Regions from separate parts of the Homo sapiens genome. Here region 1 is linked to region 2. A link is an interaction called in ENCODE POLR2A ChIA-PET data of the cell type or tissue named here. Cell type or tissue: B cell. All regions are shown on one strand. Links, peaks and the distances in the headings refer to the core of each region. The heading gives the core; the rest is flanking DNA.

Region 1 (5,282 bases), core at 372-4,371, 1.3 Mb before region 2:
CTACTTATAGCCCATGAGGCCCAGGCCGAGGTGCCCTTGAGGATGTCACTGGCCAGAAGGAGGCAGATGAGTGAGGCCTGGAAATTGGGGTCAAATTCTCAGTTGCCCCATTGGCAGATCAGGTATCTTCCTGGCCCCTCCCCTGGCCCCTCTTCCTCATATTTGGGCCTGAGCCCCAGTGTGGTTTGGAGCAACTGAAAACTTTCAGGCTTCTGAGCCAGCATCCTGTGCCCTCTATGGGGGAAGAGAGTTCTAGGAATGACCCTTCATTCCCTTTGACAAATGGTTAAGAGCACAAGGTCTGGTCTCATCCAGGCCTGCCTTTCACAGCTGTGCGACGTGGGCGAGTCCGTCAACCCCTCTGTGCCTCGGTTTCCTCACATGCAAAATGGGGGTAGGAGTGGCATCTCCCACGTCAGGGCCTGAGCTGTTGACACAAGGTGGTCACCCCCCAACCGGACCATTACCGGAGCATGGGGCAGCACTTTCCCTCCGGCTCCCATCCTAAATCAGATCCCCTGGTCTTCTGCTGGCCACCAGGTGGTCCCAAATAAGGAGGAAGCAGGGGGGTCTGAGGTTCTCATTGAGGGGGTGGTATGGTTCTTCACCCTGGCCACCTGAGCTCCTACATCTTCCTGGAGGGTCCACAGGCCTCGCAGTCAATCATGAATTCACTAGGCTTAGGATGACCACCCTGTCCCCATTTTGAGGTGAGGCCTAAGCCTTCAAGAGCACTTCTCCAGTATCTGGGCCACTCCAGACCTCTGAGGCTCCCATTCACCCTCATCTGCCTTACGGGTATTTGTGAAGACTCTGCCCTAAGATACTTCTCAACTTGGGCTGCCTATGTTCTTTTGGGGGACTTGTAAAGGTGGACTTTCAGGCAGGGTGACAGGTGGGCAGGAGGTTTAGCTCATTTACTTACACTCTGGAGAAGGTGGGAGGGGTTGGGAAGTGAGGAGGTAGAGGTGGGTATGGCTGCTCTGAGCCTCCGTACCTCTCCTGGCTGGGTCCTTCAGTTCACTGTTCTCAGAATTGAGCCCTGGAGCCTTTTTAAAAGACTCTGGGACTTCAAGCACTATGAATTTAAAAAAGAAATAAAAAAGATATTATAAAAGAAAAAACTACAGCTTAAAGAAATTATCAAGAAGAGAAGCAAAGGCCTGTGTTGAGTTTTGGCTGTCCAGTGGCATTCTGCTTTCCTTTAGGGGATTTGGTCTCCCCAACTGGGAAGAGTCTTGGTGACGATCAGTCAAAGTGTCCCCACCTTCCTGGCCTAAGCGTGGGCATGTGATCAAGCTAGGCCAATCACCTCCCAGGGATGCTGTCTCCTGGGACGTAGAATCAGTGATTTGCTGGTGCCAGCTCACACTTGCTTGTGAGAGCTGATGGCTAAAATTTCAGGTATTTTGTGAGCTGGTTGTTAATTATAGCCATCATTAGAAATCAATTATATAAACCTACAATTATATAAATTATATTTTAAAAGGCAACAAATACCCCAAACTTATCACCTCCTAATTATTTTACTACATTTCACTATTATCTATTCTCTCTAGTAGACAGTCTATTGTATCTGCATGGTAGAAATACCGTATAATGGTGTGCGGCTGCGCCTCTCGTCCCAACTCTGTGTTTAATGATGTCACGTGGGTAACGTGGTGGTATTTACACCAAGGAAATCAGCACCCACTGCAAAAGAGGATTCCCTCGCAACTAGAGAGCTGGGGTTAACATTCACCAGCACAGGCTGCTTTGGAATCCTGAGCTATACAAGGACCAAAAGAAGCTTTTGTAGTGGATTTTTCCCAACCTGCAGTTCCCCAAAGGGACATTTACTTAGTGAGTCGTGCCACTGATCCCTGCATGTCCCCGTTTCCTTCTGGAAAATTGAGCTGGGTTTTCCAGCCTTTGCTCCAACTTGGAGAGCCCACTCCTAAGCTGCCCTCTTGCCTCCACTATGCTGCCCAGTCAGCTTCTGTTGTTTACGACCGACGTGCCTTAGTGGAGCGACATCGGCACACAGGCAGAAACAGGCTGAGGAAAGAACCATCACCCCAGTCTCACCCTTCAGCCACAACATGGGGTACATTCTAGATGTTTCCTGCCAGCCCCTTTCCCCTTGCATCTGTCTTCGTGGAGGTGTTGCCATTGTCAGGACATACGATGCTAAACCCACTTTTTCAACATCACATTATTTCTTGAGCCTCATCCACGTGGCTTTGCATTCTCTGTAACAATCTTTTTCCATAATGTCCCAAAGGCACGTGGAGAAGCTAAAAGGTACTTAGTTACTTTCCTAATGTGGGGCACTTAGGAATTACTTGTCTTCTTTTCCCCTTTAGTGTCACATAGAGACGTGGTTGAAAAATCTGGGACTGTGGATTGGGAGACCTGAGTTCTCATTTAGTTTTGTGCCAGATGGCTGTGTGAGGCTGCGCAAGATGCCTCCCTCTCTGGGCCTCAGCTTCTTAACCTATATAATGATGATGATGATAATGATAATAGTAATAGTAATAATAATAATGATGATGGTCTCCACTTCCAGGGGTTTCCTGGGCAGTGCTAAGTGTGTTGACTCACATCAGCTCATTTATTACTTCTCACAGCCCAGGAATAAGAATGATTTCACAGACTGAGTAAACAGATTCTGAGAGGTGATGTCATTTCCTCAGCACAACATAGCTAGTGGGTGGCAAAGCTGGGGTTCAGACCCAGGATGTCTGCCTCTTAACTCTCTCACCACACTGCCACTTCCTAACGCCCACTTCTTAACGCCCACTGAGCATCGGGCTTGGGGGACAGACACATCAGTACAGCAGTGAGCGTGTCCCTCATTACAGTCCGCTTGCTGTCCTGTTCATGTCCCCACTTTACAGAAGCGAAAGCTTCAGTTCTGAGGACTGAAGTGGTTTTCCCATGTCAGAGTGTTCTGGGCTGAATCATGCTCCCCCAAATCCATATGTTGAAGTCCTAACCCTCAGTACCTTAAAATTGTGGTGGTATTTGGAGATAGAGTCATTGTAGAGATAGGGACACTGCAGATACTAAATTAAGATGAGGCCATTAGGGTGGGCCTAATCCATGCTATGATTGACACCCGTATACAAAGAGGAAATTTGGGCAGAGAGACAGATATGCATAGTGGGAAGATAATGTGAACAGACACTGGGAGAAGATGGCCATCTACAAGCCTCCAGAACTGTGAGAGAATGAATTTCTGTCATTTAAGCCACTCAGTCTGTGGTCTTTGGATGGCGTGGCTGAGCTGAGGCTCTGCAGGGAGCCAGGAGGTTGCAGGGGAGAGCAGGGAGGGGGGTGGCGGGTGTCTCTGCCCCCTGGCCCATACCCACTGTGTGCTGGGCAAGTCCCTTCTCTCCTGGGTCTCAGTCTCCCCATGTGCACCCTGGGATTACTGAATCAGATGGTCCTTGAAGGCCCTTCCAGACCTGTTGTCTCATGGGTCCATGAGTCTCTCAGGCTCCTATTCCAGCTGCTCTGACCCCACTGAGCTGGGGTGTGCTGAAGGGGGAGGCCCCAGGGAACACTCCATTCTGCTGTTCTTTCCAGCAGAGCTTTCCCAAGGGCTCACCCAACAGCCTGCCCTCCTCAGTGTGGGCCGTTTCTCCTTCGTCCTACTTCCTGGCGACTGCTCTGTCCAACTGCCTGCCAATCCAGTGTCAGATACTCTCATCACACTGTACCTGCATGTGACACTCTCCTCCGACCTCTGACATCTTCTTTGCCTGCTGCCTGCTCTCTCCCTTTGGGGTGGAGGCTAGGGCAGGTGGGTCCTAGGGAGCCATCGGCTGAGGCACTAATTTCCACTGACTATAAATAACTCTGGGTCTGAAACCACAGCAGGGGCCTGGATTGCACCAGGAGGAGTAAGATAATCGTTGTGGGGTGAGGAGGGCCTGTATAAATAACTTACCCGCCCTGTCTGGGCCTCTCGGATGACAGGCAGGCCTGGAGGCAGAGGATCTCTCCAGCTGAACTCGAGGCGTTTGTGGGACCCAGGCTGGGTGGATGACTCAGGTCCTACTAGCATTCGAGACGGCCCGCCTGCAGTTATACAGCAACATTTCTCACCCCTTAGGCCCGTGTGACAGATGAGGAAACTGAGACCCAGGGAGGAGAAGTAATTGGAAACTGGGGTCTAGGCCCCTGGGCTTCTGGGAGCTAGAGAACTGTTGCCAGGGATGCCCAAATTCTGGTCCCCCGCTAAACCCGACCTTTGGGAGCCAGCGTGGGAGGGCCCTGAAGCTGCTTGGTAGAAAAGGACTGCTGGGCCAAGGCCTGGGGCAAAGGGCCAAGGGCCAAGGGCACTGCCCTGGCCTGGGCACTGATGGGCCAAGGTTTTGAGGTCACGAATTTTCAAGTGAAGAGAGGCCTGGAGTCTGGCTGTGAGTCAGCCACCCTTTGACCCATCTGATGTCTACAGAATGGGGGCATCAAGGCAGACAGTTTCACAGTAGTAGAATGTCTGAGCCTGGACAAGCCTCAGAGACTACTAGACCAACCTTCTTTATTTTCCAGATGGGGAGGCTGAGGCATGGAACAGGGTGGAGGGAGCTTGGAGAGGGTCTCAGTCGATAAGGGCCAAAGTCAGGCTGGTCTCCGCCCCTGCCCAGCATGGGTGGACTGAGCACCCTTTTCCTGCACAGTCACATGCATCCCCTTGGGGCCCCCGCAAAGACCAACTTCGCCTAAGACCCCTGGGCCAGGCACATTGTGTGTTCTCTCATTTAATCCACAGTCAGTGTGGCCCCTGGAAGCCAGACAGTGTCTGCTCCATTTCACAGATTTAACAAATGATGCATTAAGAACTTATGTGATCTGTGCCCCAACCCAGGCTTTTGGATACTCTAGTTTAGCATTTTTCTCCAGTATCAGAGGTTTTCAATTTTTTTTTCTTTTTTTCAACACTTTGTTAAAAAACCAAAGTCTTCAAAGCATTTAAAAAGGAGTATCAGGCCGGGCACAGTGGCTCATGCCTGTAATCCCAGCACTTTGGAAGGCTGAGGCAGGAGGTTCGCTTAAGGCCAGGAGTTCAAGACCAGCTTGGTTCACTGCAATCTTTGCCTCCCGGGTTCAAGTGATTCTTGTGCCTAGCCTCCTGAATAGCTGGGATTACAAGCGTGTACCACCACACCCGGCTAATTTTTGAAACCCTGTTTCTACAAAAAAAAAAATTACCTGGGCATGGTGGCACATGCCTGTAGTCCCAGCTACTTGGGAAGCTGAGGTGGGAGGATCACTGAGCCCAGGAGGTCGAGGCT
Region 2 (5,282 bases), core at 618-4,617:
TCCCACGTATTATTATCTCATTTGATCTTTATGACAACATTGCCATTTGTTTGCTGCTAAATGATTTCCATTTTGGGTCAGTGCGGAGGTCCTAAAGCTGCCTCTTTAATTTCCATCACTGCTTGGAGCGAACCTTACTCTGCAAATAAATCATGGGGACAGAAGACCTTTTCTCATGGATGTGACCAGTCTTCGACCTTTGCAAGGATTAATCTCACTCTTTGCCTTACATCAGCATTAGCGTGACTTAGCTCTGGCAACATCTAAGCCTGGTCGTTTTAGTCTGGCTCTTTTAGTTGTGCAAAGGAGAGACACACTCAAGTTACTGTAAGAAAAAGGGGGGTTGTTGTAAAGGTCTAGGGGGACTGGAAGTGGAACGTGGCAGACACATAGAATATTATACAGTAACCTAAATTAAAATGACTTACAGTGACCTCAACAATACAGATGCATCTTGACAATGTTAACTGAAAAAATTAAGTCCCAAAAGATTACATACAGCATAATACTCTATTTGTAATGTTAAAAATAAAATTAAAAATAATTTTAGTGGTACATATATCTGCAATAAAATGATATAAAAAATAAGTCAGGGCCAGCCTGGCCAACATGGCAAAGCCCATCTCTAGTAAAAATACAAAAAAAAAATGGTCAGGCGTGGTGGCTCACACCTGTAATCCCAGCACTTTGGGAGGCCAAGGTGGGCGAATCACGAGGTCAGGAGTTCAAGTCCAGGCTGGCCAACATGGTGAAACCCCGTCTCTACTAAAAATACAAAAATTAGCCAGATGTGGTGGCACGCTGCTATAATCCCAGCTACTCAGCAGGCTGAGTCAGGAGAATTGTTTGAACCCGGGAGGCTGCAGTGAGCCGAGATCATGCCATTGCAGTCCAGTCTGGGTGACAGAGTGAGACTCCGTCTCAAAACAAAAAATTAGCTGGGGATGGTGGCTCACACCTGTAGTCCCAGCTACTCAGGAGGCTGAAGCAGGAGAATCACTTGAACCCGGGAGGCAGAGGTTGCAGTGAGTTGAGATGACACCACTGTACTCCAGCCTAGGCGACAGAGCTGAGTCTCAAAAATAAAATAAAATAAAAACAAAATAAAATAAAAATTGAGGGGATGATGATGCCAGGATTACCTGGGTGGGGGTGGGGGCAGGCATGGGATTGGATGGGAGAAAACCATTTGGTTAAACATTGTTGTCTAGGTCCTAGCTTGGTAGGTTCACAGGTTCTCTATTAAAATAACTACCTAGGCCAGGCGCAGTGGCTTATGCCTGTATTCCCAGCACTTTGGTAGGCCAAGGCGGGTGCATTGCTTTAGCTCAGGAGTTTGAGACCAGCCTGGGCAACACCGCGAAACCCCATCTCTACAAAAAATCCAAAAATTAGCTGGGCGTGGTGGCACATGCCTGTAAGTCCCAGCTACTTGGGAGGCTGACATGGTAGGATCACCTGAGTCCAGGAAGTTGAGGCTACAGTGATCTGTGTTGATACCACTACATTCCAGCCTGGGTGACAGAGTGAGACCCTGTCTCAAAAAAAAAAAAAAACAAAAACAAAAAAAAAACTTAAGTGATGGTTTTACAGTAGTGTGAATGTACTTAATGCCATACTGAACTAAACACTTCAAAATGGTTAAAGTGGTACATTTTGTATTATGTATATTTTACCACAAGTTTAAAAAATGTATAAGGAACATAACTGGGCAAATCAAAAAGAAAACAATACTGCTTAAGTAGCTAACAAATAAAGGTAGGCTGTACATAGACCACTGATGAGAATATATTTCAACCCAAGGATTTTATAAATGCGCCAGAAGTGTATTTTAAAAACAAAATAATCAAGGGGGTGACTGAGTGGAGGTAGCAAAGACACAAGATTGGCCCAGAGTTGATCGTTGTTGAAGCTGAGGATGGGTACAGAGGAGGGTGTTGAGGTAGCCCCTCAGTGGGGGATGGGGGGGGGTGACACTACTCTATCTGCTCTTACATGTTTGGATTGTTTCATAGCAAAAGATTTTATTTTATTTTATTTTATTTTTATATTTTTATTTATTTATTTATTTATTTTTTATTTTTGAGATGGAGTCTCACTCTTGCCCAGGCTGGAGTGCAGTGGCATGATCTCGGCTCACTGCAACCTCCACCTCCCAGGTTCAAGCGATTCTCCTGCCTCAGCCTCCTGAGTAGCTGGGATCACAGGCATGTGCCACCATGCCTGGCTAATTTTGTATTTTTAGTAGAGATGGGGTTTTACCATGTTACCCAGGCTAGTCTCAAACTCCTGACCTCAGGTGATCAACCTGCCTCGGGCTCCCAAAGTGCTGGGATTACAGGCATGAGCCACCGCACCTGGCCTATTTTTTATTTTTATTTTTATTTTTATTTTGAGACAGAGTCTCGCTCTCTCACCCAGGCTGGAGTGCAGTGGCATAATCTCAGCTCACTGCAACCTCCACCTCCTGGGTTCAAGCAATTCTCCTGCCTCAGCCTCCTGAGTAGCTAAGGTAGCAGGCGCCTGCCACCACGCCCAGCTAAGTTTTGTATTTTTAGTAGAGACGGGGTTTCGCCATGTTGACCAAGTTGGTCTCGAACTCCTGACCTCAAGTGATCCTCAGTCACCTCTGGGTGATTCTCCACTTCTGCCTCCCAATGTGCTGGGATTACAGGCATGAGCCACCGCACCCAGCCCTGTTTCATAGTAAAACATTGTAAAAAGGAAAATGAAAAAAAAGTGCAGAGTAGGAAGGACGCGTTGTGGCTGTGTTGTGCTCTCACCCATCGACTGCACAGCTTCTCAGTTTCCCTTTCGCTCTGTTTCTTTGTGCGTCCTCCCCAATCTAGTTCTTTCTCATCTCTCTGCCAAGGACTTTCCTCACAGCTTTGGCTCCCTTATTGCTATCTCTATTACCCCTTTTAGCTTTTGCCCCCATAGGTAACTGACTCCTTCCGTATCTTCATAGTTCAGATTGCTCAGAGAATCTGATTCTTCTCTTTCTTCTTCCTGTTCTTCTTCCTCTTCCTCTTTTTCCTCTTCTTCCTCTTCCTCTTACACTTCCTCCTCCTGCCCCTCCTCCCCCTCCTCTTCTCCTCTCTCCTCTTCTCCTTCCTCTTCTCCTCCCTCCTTGTTCTCTTCCCTCTTTTGCTCCCTCCTCCTTCTCCTCCTCCTTCTCCTCCCTCTCCTCCTTCTCCTTCTCCTCCCCCTCCTCCTTCTCCTTTTCTTCCTCCCTCTTCTCCTCCTTCTCCTTCTTCTCCTCCTCCTTTTTTTCTTCTCCTCCTCCTCCTTTTTTTCTTCTCCTCCTCCTCCTTTTTTTTCTTCTTCTCCTCCTCCTCTTCCTCCTCCTTCTTTTTCTTCTTCCTCTTCTTCTTCTTCTTCTTCTTTCCTCCTCCTCCTCCTCCTCCTCCTCCTCCTTCTTCTTCTTCTCATTCTGTCACCCAGGCTGGAGTGAAGTGGTACAATCTCAGCTCACTGCAGCCTTAACCTCCTAGGCTCAGGTGATTCTCCCACCTCAGCCTCCTGAGTAGCTGGGACTACAGGCATATACCACCATGCCCGGCTAACTTTTTGTATTTTTAGTAGCGATGGGGTTTCAGTGAGTTGCACAGGCTGGTCTTGAACTCCTGGGCTCAAGCAATCATCCCACCTCAGCTTCTTAAAGTGCTGGGACTACAGGCGTAAGCCACCATGCCCAGCCTGACTCTTCCCTTTCCACTAATCCATAGAAATGATTGCCGGCTGATCTCCCTGGAAGCCACACAGCCATGAGGGTCAGTGAAGTCAAGCACAGTCCAGTGATGAGAAACATGGTCCATGTGGGCGTGGGGTGGAATGGCTTTAAGATGGCCACAACCAATGACACGTGTGGAAGGGGCTAAGGAGTTCAGTTCATCAGTTAACAATTTCTTAAGGCTGTTCAATGGGTGAGTGTTATAAAAAAAGTTTTCCCTTCCACGCCAATTGCCAATAAGTAGTTTGTATTCCAGTTTGTCCTCCCATGTCATACTTCTAAGGGGCAAATAAGGGGAATATCAACGGCTGCCAATCTGAATTGCTCGTAGTACATATAGACATCTACTGTTCCCCTCATTGCACTAACCTGGCTGTGGAAAATGTGTTTTTCTAGTCTATATCCCTTTGCTTATGATGTACTTTCATGAATCTCTCCTGTTTTCTTCTCTTCACTCCGACTTGTTCCACAAAAAGCACTGAGGAATCTGAAGATGTGGGTTCTAGTTCACACTCCTCTCTAGGTGACAAAGTGAGTCATTCTATACCTCTGCATATTCCAAGTCTTCCCCTCTGTGGGGAGCTGAGACCAGATCAAGTTAGGCAAACAGGTTTCCTTTTGAGCACCTGCTCTGCCTGGAGCCCTCTTTTGAGAAGGGCTCTGGCAGCACAGTTGAGGCTTAGTGACAAAGTGTCGAGATTGATTATTAATGTATGCTATGGGCAGGGAATAAAAATGAGTGAACCTGGCCGGGTGCAGTGGCTCATGCCTGTAATCCCGGCACTTTGGGAGGCTGAGGTGGGTGGATCACTTGAGGTCAGGAGTTTGAGACCAGCCTGGGCCAACATGGTGAAACCCCGTCTCTACTAAAAGTACAAAAATTAGCCAGGTATTGTGGAATGTGCCTGTAATCCCAGCTACTTGGGAGGCTGAGGCAGGAGAATTGCTTGAACCTGGGAGGTGGAGTTTGCAGTGAGTTGAGATCGCGCTGCTGCACTCCAGCCTGGCAGCCTGGGCGACTCTGTCTCAAAAAAAAAAAAAAAAAAGAAAAAAGAAAAGAAAAGAATGAGTGAAGAGTGAACCAGATGTTTGCCATTTTTGGTGGAGGAGCGCTAAAAATCCCATCTAGTAATAACTTCTTTCTTTTCTCATAGTGTGAGAACAGGTGCATTTCTACTTTTCTGGGAACCAAAGAACTCAGTGGAAAAACCAAATGATCTTATTTCAGGGAGAGAGGAAAGAATAAGAAATAATCTAAAATAATAATAATAACTAATGTTTGAGGAGCACTCACTATGTTTCAGGCACCACTCTAAGTGCTTTACAACAAGTACCGAATTTTGGCCTCATAACAATTCTATTGTAAGGTAGGAACTGTAGGCATCCTCCTTATGCACACAAAGAAACTGAAACATGCAGACATTAAATTACTTGTCCAAGGTCTTAAAGACAGTAAGAATGCAACTAGAATTAAACCCTGGTGGTCCAATTCCGGAGTCCACCTGCTTATGCCCCTCACTCCTCAGGATTGCCTGCAGACTAATTGCAT

What was found. Peaks named below come from ENCODE experiments on the same cell type or tissue, not always from the same donor. Only the 100,000 strongest peaks of a DNase experiment are listed, where the experiment ranks them.
Region 1: POLR2A ChIA-PET joins it to region 2 with 5 read pairs; 1 of 35 experiments calls an interaction of 5 or more read pairs at or near these places.

Annotation. Positions count from the first base shown.
Region 1 is chr3:10,434,759-10,440,040 of GRCh38, forward strand. The region is part of intron 2 of ATP2B2 (ATPase plasma membrane Ca2+ transporting 2); the gene reads right to left. Among named protein-coding and RNA genes, the nearest start is that of MIR885, 43 kb to the left of the region's middle. In B cell, for the core only: no CTCF peak of the experiment used is centred there; a DNase peak (open chromatin) is centred at 2,743; H3K4me3 peaks cover 609 bases; H3K27ac peaks cover 1,803 bases.
Region 2 is chr3:11,722,040-11,727,321 of GRCh38, forward strand. It overlaps a transcript of TAMM41 not described here. Among named protein-coding and RNA genes, the nearest start is that of VGLL4, 81 kb to the left of the region's middle. RefSeq lists an enhancer at 2,710-2,759. In B cell, for the core only: no CTCF peak of the experiment used is centred there; a DNase peak (open chromatin) is centred at 2,962; H3K4me3 peaks cover 706 bases; H3K27ac peaks cover 299 bases.